Linked DNA regions of Mus musculus: region 1 is linked to region 2. A link is a loop called in an ENCODE intact Hi-C map of the cell type or tissue named here. Cell type or tissue: gastrocnemius. All regions are shown on one strand. Each heading gives the region's core, and the rest is flanking DNA. Links, peaks and the distances in the headings are about the cores only.

Evidence for each region. Hi-C counts contacts between places; a loop is a spot of excess contacts. Peaks named below come from ENCODE experiments on the same cell type or tissue, not always from the same donor. Only the 100,000 strongest peaks of a DNase experiment are listed, where the experiment ranks them.
Region 1: a loop joins it to region 2, with 4 times the contacts of the local background. A loop is called at or near these places in 11 of 42 quality-filtered maps.

The regions. Positions count from the first base shown.
Region 1 is chr11:74,850,587-74,854,971 of GRCm38, reverse strand. Sgsm2 (small G protein signaling modulator 2) reads left to right here. Exons shown (of 23, transcript NM_197943.3): 17 at 463-843; 18 at 1,062-1,186; 19 at 1,565-1,647; 20 at 1,788-1,897; 21 at 3,136-3,232; 22 at 3,706-3,873; 23 at 4,077-4,385. The coding sequence ends at 4,165. Among named protein-coding and RNA genes, the nearest start is that of Mir6926, 15 kb to the left of the region's middle. In gastrocnemius, for the core only: no CTCF peak of the experiment used is centred there; a DNase peak (open chromatin) is centred at 1,859.
Region 2 is chr11:74,632,839-74,637,223 of GRCm38, reverse strand. It overlaps Ccdc92b (coiled-coil domain containing 92B), which reads right to left. Exons shown (of 4, transcript NM_001013784.1): 3 at 1,936-1,983. Among named protein-coding and RNA genes, the nearest start is that of Gm50590, 14 kb to the right of the region's middle. In gastrocnemius, for the core only: a CTCF peak has its summit at 2,564 (motif pointing left); a DNase peak (open chromatin) is centred at 2,561.

The DNA.
Region 1 (4,385 bases), core at 255-4,254, 220 kb before region 2:
AGTACATCCACCAAACGCATTTTTTAAAAATAAAAATTGAATCTTTTAAAAAATATGGGTGGTGGTGATGCACATCTTTAATCCCAGAACTTGGGAAGCAGACGCAGGTGGATCTCTGAGTTTGAGGCCAGCCCTGGCTTGCAGAGTGAGTTCCAGGACAGCCAGGGCTACACAGAGAAACCCTGTCTTGGGAAAAACAAAACCAAAAAACCTAGGGGCCTCTGTCTCCCTTCCTATAGCAGTCTCCTGGAGCTGTGGAGGACATGGAGCAAGCACGGCCGGTCTAGTTTTTTGCCCAAAGCCTTGTTCTTCTCTTGGTTGGCTGGGTCAGAAACCAGTTTGGCACCCAGGGGATGCAGTGTTGGGAGTTTTGGGGAGGGGGTGAAGGAAATTCTTCCCAGCTCCATGCTAACTGGGGAGATCCTGAAGTGTTGGATGGAGCCACCTGTTTATCCCCACCAGGTATTTATCTCTGTGGATGATCTTGAGCCCTCTGGACCTCAGGACCTGGAAGATTCCAAACCAAAGCGGGAACAGGAGCCAGGAGCTGGGACCCCGGGCATAGCAGCTGCAGAGCAGCAGTCTGTGGAGTTTGACTCTCCAGACTCAGGGCTGCCTTCCTCCCGCAACTACTCTGTGGCCTCAGGCATCCAGTCCAGCCTAGATGAGGCACAGAGTGTGGGCTTTGAAGACGACGGTGCTGGAGAAGATGGCTCCGAGGGTCCAGCCACTGCAGCCCACACTTTCCCGGGACCCCACGATCCAGGCCAGGAGACGCTTGCACCTGCCAGTGAGCTTGAAGCAGGCCAGGAGCTCGCAGCTGTGTGCGCCGCAGCCTATACTGTACGTGATGCTCCCTGATCCTGCCGTCAGTGACACACTCAATCTGGGGACTGACCGAGAGGGGAGAGAGGATGGTGTGTCTGTCCTGAAAGAGCTCTCCGAGCATCACTAGAGTTCTGGGTCCTTGTTGGCTGAGTTTTCTTTGTTTGGGTATCATCTCCTGCCCTAACCTGGGAGGGGCTGGCCAGCCTTACCTCTGAGGGACACCCCTTTTCCAGATAGAATTACTGGACACCGTGGCCTTAAATCTGCACCGCATAGACAAGGATGTGCAGAGATGTGACCGCAACTACTGGTACTTCACGACCTCCAACCTCGAGAGGCTCAGAGACATCATGTGCAGGTACCATTGGGGGCAAGCAGTGGGAGACCTGGGGACCCAGCCTGGGCCATGGGTTTTACCTATTGTTTTGTGTCAGGTCTCCCTGCATCTTGTCTAGAGCACTGTCCCCACAGGGCCAGCCCCCCACCCCACTGCATCCCCGGGGTCTTTCACTCCACTGCCCTTCACATCAGATGGTGGTGGCCTTTGGTTTCCCTCACTAGGCACAAGGGCCATGGGTAGTTCCTACTGCCTCCTAGGGTAGAGCTATAGTAAATATATCAGGGTTGTGGAAAGAAAGGCTGACTTGTGGGAAACAGAATGTTGTAGGGGCCATGTTCATGGCAGTCCCCAAGAAAGTGACTGACTTGGCGACAGTGACCATCCCTGGCATTTCAGCTACGTGTGGGAGCACCTGGATATGGGCTACGTGCAGGGCATGTGTGATCTCCTGGCACCTCTCCTGGTCATCCTTGACAATGGTAAGGGATGGGGTGTGAGGCATCCCAAAGTGGAACTGGGTTCAGTGTGACAAAATGGGAGAAAGAGTCTGGAAGCGGGGAGAATATTAGCCAGTCTGCCCTCTGGGTGTCATGGGAGTCTCCTTCCCGTCTCCTCGTAGACCAGCTGGCCTACAGCTGCTTCAGCCACCTCATGAAGAGGATGGGCCAGAACTTCCCCAGTGGGGGTGCCATGGACAGCCACTTTGCCAACATGCGCTCCCTCATCCAGGTAAGTGGGGGCTGGGCATGGCTAGGCGTGCCCATCGGCCATGGGGAGGCTAGAGGTTGGGCCAGAAGTGTCCTTATATGGAAACTTTTTATTTCACATATCTATTTACCAAGGGGCTGGTCTTGAATTTGCAGCAATCTTGCCTGGCTTCCGTGACTGCTGGGATACTGGCATGCACCACCAGCCATCCCTGAATTTCCTTCACTTAAAACAAAACAAAACATTACTGCCAGGCTCATGCTTGTAATCCCAGCACTTGGGATTTCGAGGCAGGGAGATCAGGATTGCTATGAATTCAAGGTGCACCTGGGCTACAGAGCGAGAACCTGTCAAGTCAAAAGGACTGGAGAAATACCTTAGTCTAGGAACTGAGTTTGACTCCTGTAGTTTTGTTTTGTTTTTAAAGCCACATAGTAGTTTATGACCCTGGGAAGGGGAAGCCAGTCAGATCCCTGGCTTCTCTGGCCAGACAACCTACTTGAGTTCAAGGCCAGCGAATGACAAAGAATAACAAACACACTTTAATCCTAGCAGAGCAGGCAGATTGCTGAGTTCGAGGCCAGCCTGGTCTTCAGAGTGAGTTCCAGCACAGCCAGGGCTACACAGAGAAACCCTGTCTTGAAAACAAAACAAAACAAAAAAAAAAAGAATGACAAAAGGTGGAGAGCAGCAGTGAATGACACCTGAGGTCGTCCCCTGGCCAGCACACAGTGTGCCCACATGCCCATGGTCACCTACAAGTACATGTAGGCACAAATATGCAAACACTGAGTTAGCTGGGGGCTTCCAGAGGATCTGGGTTCACTTCCCAGCACCCACATGGCAGCTCACAACTGTCTGTAGCTCCAGTTCCAGGGGACAGAACACCCTCACACAGACGAACATTCAGGCAAAGCACATAAACTAAAAATAAAGCATTAAAAAATGAATCAATTTAAATGTTTAAAAACAAAGGCTCTAGTTCAGGTAAAGTGCTTGCCTACACATGAAAAGCCCTGGGTTTCACTCCCGGCACCACACAGAAAGATACAGTTATCCGTGTCACACACTGAGGAGCAGTGTGCCCACATGCCTGAGCCTGTTTTGGTGAGAAGTGAAGTTAGTGATTAAATCAAATGCCCAGAAACTGGAGTTGCTGCAGAAAGGCTACAGCCAAGGGAGGGAGGGGGGGGGAGGGAGGGAGCATGAGGGCTGCACATAAGCAGCTCAGGTCAGTGTTTCTCCCCCTCTCTCATGAGATCTTGGACTCAGAGCTATTTGAGCTGATGCATCAAAATGGAGACTATACCCACTTCTATTTCTGTTATCGCTGGTTCCTGCTGGATTTTAAAAGAGGTAAGAAGTGGGTGTATCTAGGCATCAGAGCCCAGTCTAGAAATTCAAGACCAGTCTCAGCTAGCAAGACCCTGTCTTTTAAAGAATTAAAAAAAAAAAAAGTGGGACTTGGGACTGGGGTCAGGGGAACGGGAGAGCCCCAAATCAATTGCTGCATGTATGTACTTGCACATGTATGTGCTCACACGCTCGAAAGGCCTTTCCACACCACTGTTCTGCTCGTTATGTCACAGGCGATGGTCTTTGGAGCCTTGTCCAAACTCCAGCTCCCCTGAGCACTAAGAATGAGGAGCATCTGCAGAGATAGCCAAAGAAGGGGGTGGGGTCTTGGTCTTGGGATGGATTCCCCCATTCTGGAGCCAGGCTGGGCCAGGTTGGGTGCCGGAGGGAGAATGTAGCTGCTGGAGCCTGAGGCCATGTGTCCCCATCAAGCCCCGTGCCTGGATCAAGTGGCAGCTCCTTCCTGTTCCCAGAGCTGCTGTATGAGGACGTGTTTGCAGTGTGGGAAGTGATCTGGGCAGCCAGGCGCATCTCCTCAGAGCACTTTGTCCTGTTCATCGCCCTGGCCCTGGTGGAGGCCTACAGAGAGATTATCCGTGACAACAACATGGACTTCACCGACATCATCAAATTCTTCAACGGTATGAGCTGATCCAGCCATTCTCGATGTGCCCTAGAAGGGGGCATGGGGCCTCAAGTCCTGGACTGGGCAGAGTTGGAGGGTTCTCAAGAATTCTAGGATCACTTCGCATAGGAGGTATCAAGAGCACAGCAGGTGGAAACTAAGCAGAGGTTTCAGCCAGGGCTCCTCTCAACCTCCCATAATTCTCCATGTTTTCCCCAGAGCGGGCTGAGCGGCATGATGCCCAGGAGATCCTGCGGATTGCCCGGGACTTGGTCCACAAGGTGCAGATGCTCATAGACAACAAGTGACGGCTGCAGCTGGGGGTGGCAAAGTGCAGAGCCCAGGTACCAGGCCCCTGAGCTCCAGCAGGGAGAGGCAGAGGCCATCATAGCCCAAACTGCCTCTCCCGATCCCTTACCCCACCCTCACCCCTGCCAACCCCACCCACTCAGCTGTGTAACCTAACAAAGTGACTGAGCCTGGGATGTGAGTGTGGGCAGTGCTGGCCCTGCAGGGCAAGTTGGGGTC
Region 2 (4,385 bases), core at 284-4,283:
TGAGTGCTATATGAAGAAGCAGGCAGAATCCATTCAAGTCTAAGAGTTCCCATGTACCCTAGCTTATCTTCAGCTTCACGAAGCAATCTATAGGATTTACAACATTTTAGCTTAGGGATTCTTTAATCCCAGCACTTGGGAGGCAGAGGCAGGCGGATTTCTGAGTTCGAGGCCAGCCTGGTCTACAGAGTGAGTTCCAGGACAGCCAGGGCTACACAGAGAAACTTTGTCTCGAAAAAACCAAAACCAAAAAAAAAAAAAAAAAAAAAAAAGAAGCCGGGCATGGTGGCGCACGCCTTTAATCCCAGCACTCGGGAGGCAGAGGCAGGCGGATTTCTGAGTTCGAGGCCAGCCTGGTCTACAGAGTGAGTTCCAGGACAGCCAGAGCTATACAGAGAAACCCTGTCTCAAAAAAAAAAAACAAAAACAAAAAACAAAAAAAAAAAAAAGAAAAAAATTCACAGCCTTCCTTGCTCTTGATGTGTAAGAACCTTAACACATCGGTATGTTTTTCCCTCCCTCCCTCCCTCCCTCCCTCCCTCCCTCCCTCCCTCCCTCCCTCTGTCCCTCCCTTTCTCCCTTCCTTCCCTCCTCCCTCCTGAAACAATGACTTCACTATAAAGCACTGGCTGGCCTGGAACTTGCTATATAAACCAGGCTAGCCTGGAGCTCACCTAGATCCTCTTGTCTCTTCCGGTGACCTGCTGGGACTAAAGGCGTGCACCCTCATGTCCAGGTTTCTGTTAATTCTTATGAATTCTTCTGGCACCCACATAGTGGTTTATGATTGTAATATCAGCACTTGGGAGGCTGAGGCCGGAGAATGGTCATGAACTTGAAGCTAACCTGCTCTACACAGTAATTTCTAGGCCATTTGGGACTCCAGAGTGAGGCAGTATCTCAACACAAAACAGATGGTCCCAGGGTGTCATTGGGTAGTTGAGGCTGGCCTTGAATTTGATATAGTATGATGAAGAAACTGTTTGAAGCCTCAGGCACCCCTCTGCCTCTCTTGAGCGATTCTACCAGAGTCCTCTGAAGACTGCTAGAACATGGAGGTAGCCCGACGACCCAGCTCCAGGTCTCCCAGCTGACGTTCTTCTTTCCTACATTAAATCTGGACCTAATCTTGTCACTCAGTACTGCTACAGCACCTCCTCATTTTTGTTTTGAGACAGGGTCTTTTATGTAGCCCCGGATATATTGGAATTTATTTCGTAAACCAGGCTGGCCTACAATTTACAGATCTGTCTGCCTCTGCCTCCTGAGTGCTGGGATTAAAGATGTGTAGCACATGCCCGGCCCAAGTGAGACTTAAAAATCTTTTAAAATTTCATTATGTCATTTATGTGTTTGTATGTGTGTGCAGTGTGTGTATATGTTTATGTTTGTTGTGTCACTGTGGAAGCCAGAGGTCAGTGTTGGGCAGCTTCCTTTTTTGCTCTTGGAGGCAAAGGCAGGAAGTTGCAGAGTTCAAGGCCATCCTTGACAACATAGTGAGTAGTCAAATGTGGTCCAGCAAGAGGGCTCAGCAGGTAAAGGTGCTTGCTGTCAAGTCTGAAGACCTGAGTTTGATCCCTGGGACCCAACTGTTAGAAGCAGAGAGCTGACTGACTCCCAGAAACTCTCAGGCTTCCATGTGTCCCATTCCATACTAATATATAAGACATTTTAAGAGTGCTTGGAGAGGGCTGGTGAGATGGCTCAGTGAGTAAGAGCACCCGACTGCTCTCCGAAGGTCTGGAGTTCAAATCCCAGCAACCACATGGTGGCTCACAACCATTCTAATGAGATCTGACTCCTTCTTCTGGAGTGTCTGAAGACAGCTACAGTGTACTTACATATAAATAAATAAATCTTAAAAAAAAAAAAAGAGTGCTTGCAGAAACTCAACCTTCTGTGCCTCCCGCCACAGCCCAGAGCTATTTTTCTTACCTTGTTGGTGAGACTGGACCTCTCTCATCTCCAGGTCGTGGGTCAGCTCTAGGGAAGAGAGAATAGAGGAGTTTGTGTGTGCACAAGTAGGTGTGCATGTCAGATAAAAAAATCAGAACTCCATTAAAGAAGAACAGATCCATAGGCATCAACTACACCACCGCCTACAACTACCTACAACAACTACCTTACATCCCAGCCAGGGAAAGAGCCCTACTAAAGGCAGAGCCTAGGCCTGGGTTTCTAGGCCCAGGGATCTTTCCAGCAAAGGTTTTGTTCCTAGGATGGGGAACAGAGACCACCTCTGTGGACAGAAGAGCCTGTCTTGTTTTGGGGATGAGGGAGTATTTGCCTGTTTTAAGGGATGATATGACGCCAGTTTAGATGGTTGTGGAGGACTCTTGTAAACACAGGGTCGTGGCTCATGCAAGCTTAGTTGACTGATGAATGCCACAATGCCAAGAAATGCTTAGGAGGCAACAGAAATAGGCAGGAGCTATTCATGTGACACTAATTTCATGGCCAGGATTGTACTTGTATTACCGCCTGAAGATCTCTGTAGTTTCCCAAACCCCATTTGACCACCAGGCAAGAAGGGCTCAAGGAGAACAGTGCCATCTAGTGGTGGACAATATACCAGCCTTTGGTTTGGTGTTGCAGGGGAGGGGCTCCTCAGGGGCACCAAGCTAAGGAATGCCATCACCAAGGTCTCTGGCATAGGAACAAGTTCTTCCTGGGCACCCAAAAAGAACTTATTTTCCTTATACTTATTCTTTGGTGCCCCCAATGCCTCATCTCTCAGAGCAACTGTGTGATAGCAATTTTCAGCCCCAACTCCCAGAGCTTAGAACAACAAGGGTTCAGGGGTTTACAGCTCAGTGACAGACAGATGCTTAGAACTTCTGCTCTGGGTTCCAGTTTGGACATGACTGGGGATAGTATGCAGGGAAAAGGACAGCAGGGAGCCGGGAGTCAAGAGGGCCTACTAGGAGCACTTGCATGTACCTTCAGGGATAAAGGTGTTTTTTTTTTTTTTTTTTTTTTTAAAGAATTATTTATTTTATGTGATGAATAAACTGTAGCTGTCTTCAGACACACCAGAAGAGGGTATCAGATTTCATTACAGATGGTTGTGAGTCACCATGTGGTTGCTGGGAATTGAACTCAGGACCTCTGGAAGAGCAATCAGTGCTCTTAACTGCTGAGCCATTTCTCCAGCCCCCCAGGGATAAAGTTTCGAGCCCGAAGAAAGTGGCACATCTCTGGGAGTAGTGCCCAGCATACCTACAGTCAGGCTTGTGCCCTTGGCCTACCCTTCCTCTATCCTCAAAATGCTCTTAGGGACCAGAGTTTGCTAGAACTGTATTCTCTGGGGAGGCCACTTGTTGCTGGGACACAAGAGAGTACCTTAGCTATGGCCGGAGCCTGAACCTTCTCCCTGGGGCCACTGGGAGCCCTCTGATGCCTCTACCCTTAGGACTCTTGGGGACCAACTTGCCCTTCCTCCAAGGCCTATGAAATGGCCTAAGGGACCTTGGCTTTGCCACTAACTTCTCTAGGGCGGTTTTCTTTCAACCATTAACCACAGGGCTTAAGATTTGGAGACAGAACCCCAAGTAGGACCCACTCCCCCATTTTTTTTCTTTTTTTGAGATGTGTTATGGTTTGAATATGCTTTGCCCAGGGAGTGGCCTTGTTGGAGTAGGTGTGGCCATGTTGAGGTAGGTGTGTCACTGTGGGTGTGGGCTTTAAGACCCTCATCCTAGCTGCTTGGAGGTCAGTATTCTGCTAGCAGCCTTCAGATGAAGATGAAGAACTCTCAGCGCCTCCTGTATCATGCCTGTCTGGATGCTGCCATGTTCCCACCTTGATGATAATGGACTTAACCTCAGAACCTGTAAGCTAGCCCAAATTAAATGTCCTTTGTAAGATTTGCCTTGGTCATGGGGTGTTTTCACAGCAGTAAAACCCTAACTAAGACAAGATGGGATTTTTTTGTTTGTTTGTTTGTTTGTTTTTTTGAGGCAGGGTTTCTCTGGCAGCCCTGACTGTCCTGGAACTCACTCTGTAGACCAGGCTGGCCTCGAACTCAGAAATCCGCCTCCCGAGTGCTGGGATTAAGGCGTGCGCCACCACTGCCCGGCTAAGATGGGATCTTATTGCATAGCCGTGGCTGTTCTGGAACTCACTGTATAGACCAGTCCAGCCTCAAACTCACAGAGTTCATCCAGCCTCTGCCTTCTGAATGCTGAGAGGAAGGGTGTGAGCCACCACACTGGTTTCTCCCACCTTTCTCCATCCATCTTCTAATGTGAGTCCTTGTAGATTCTATGAATACTCTATGAAAGCAATTCATGGTAGGACCCTGGCCAGCAAGGATACTCCTCTGAACCTTAGTTTTTTCTTTTGGAAAATGGGAGCAAAACAGCATCTCTCTTACATGGGACTGG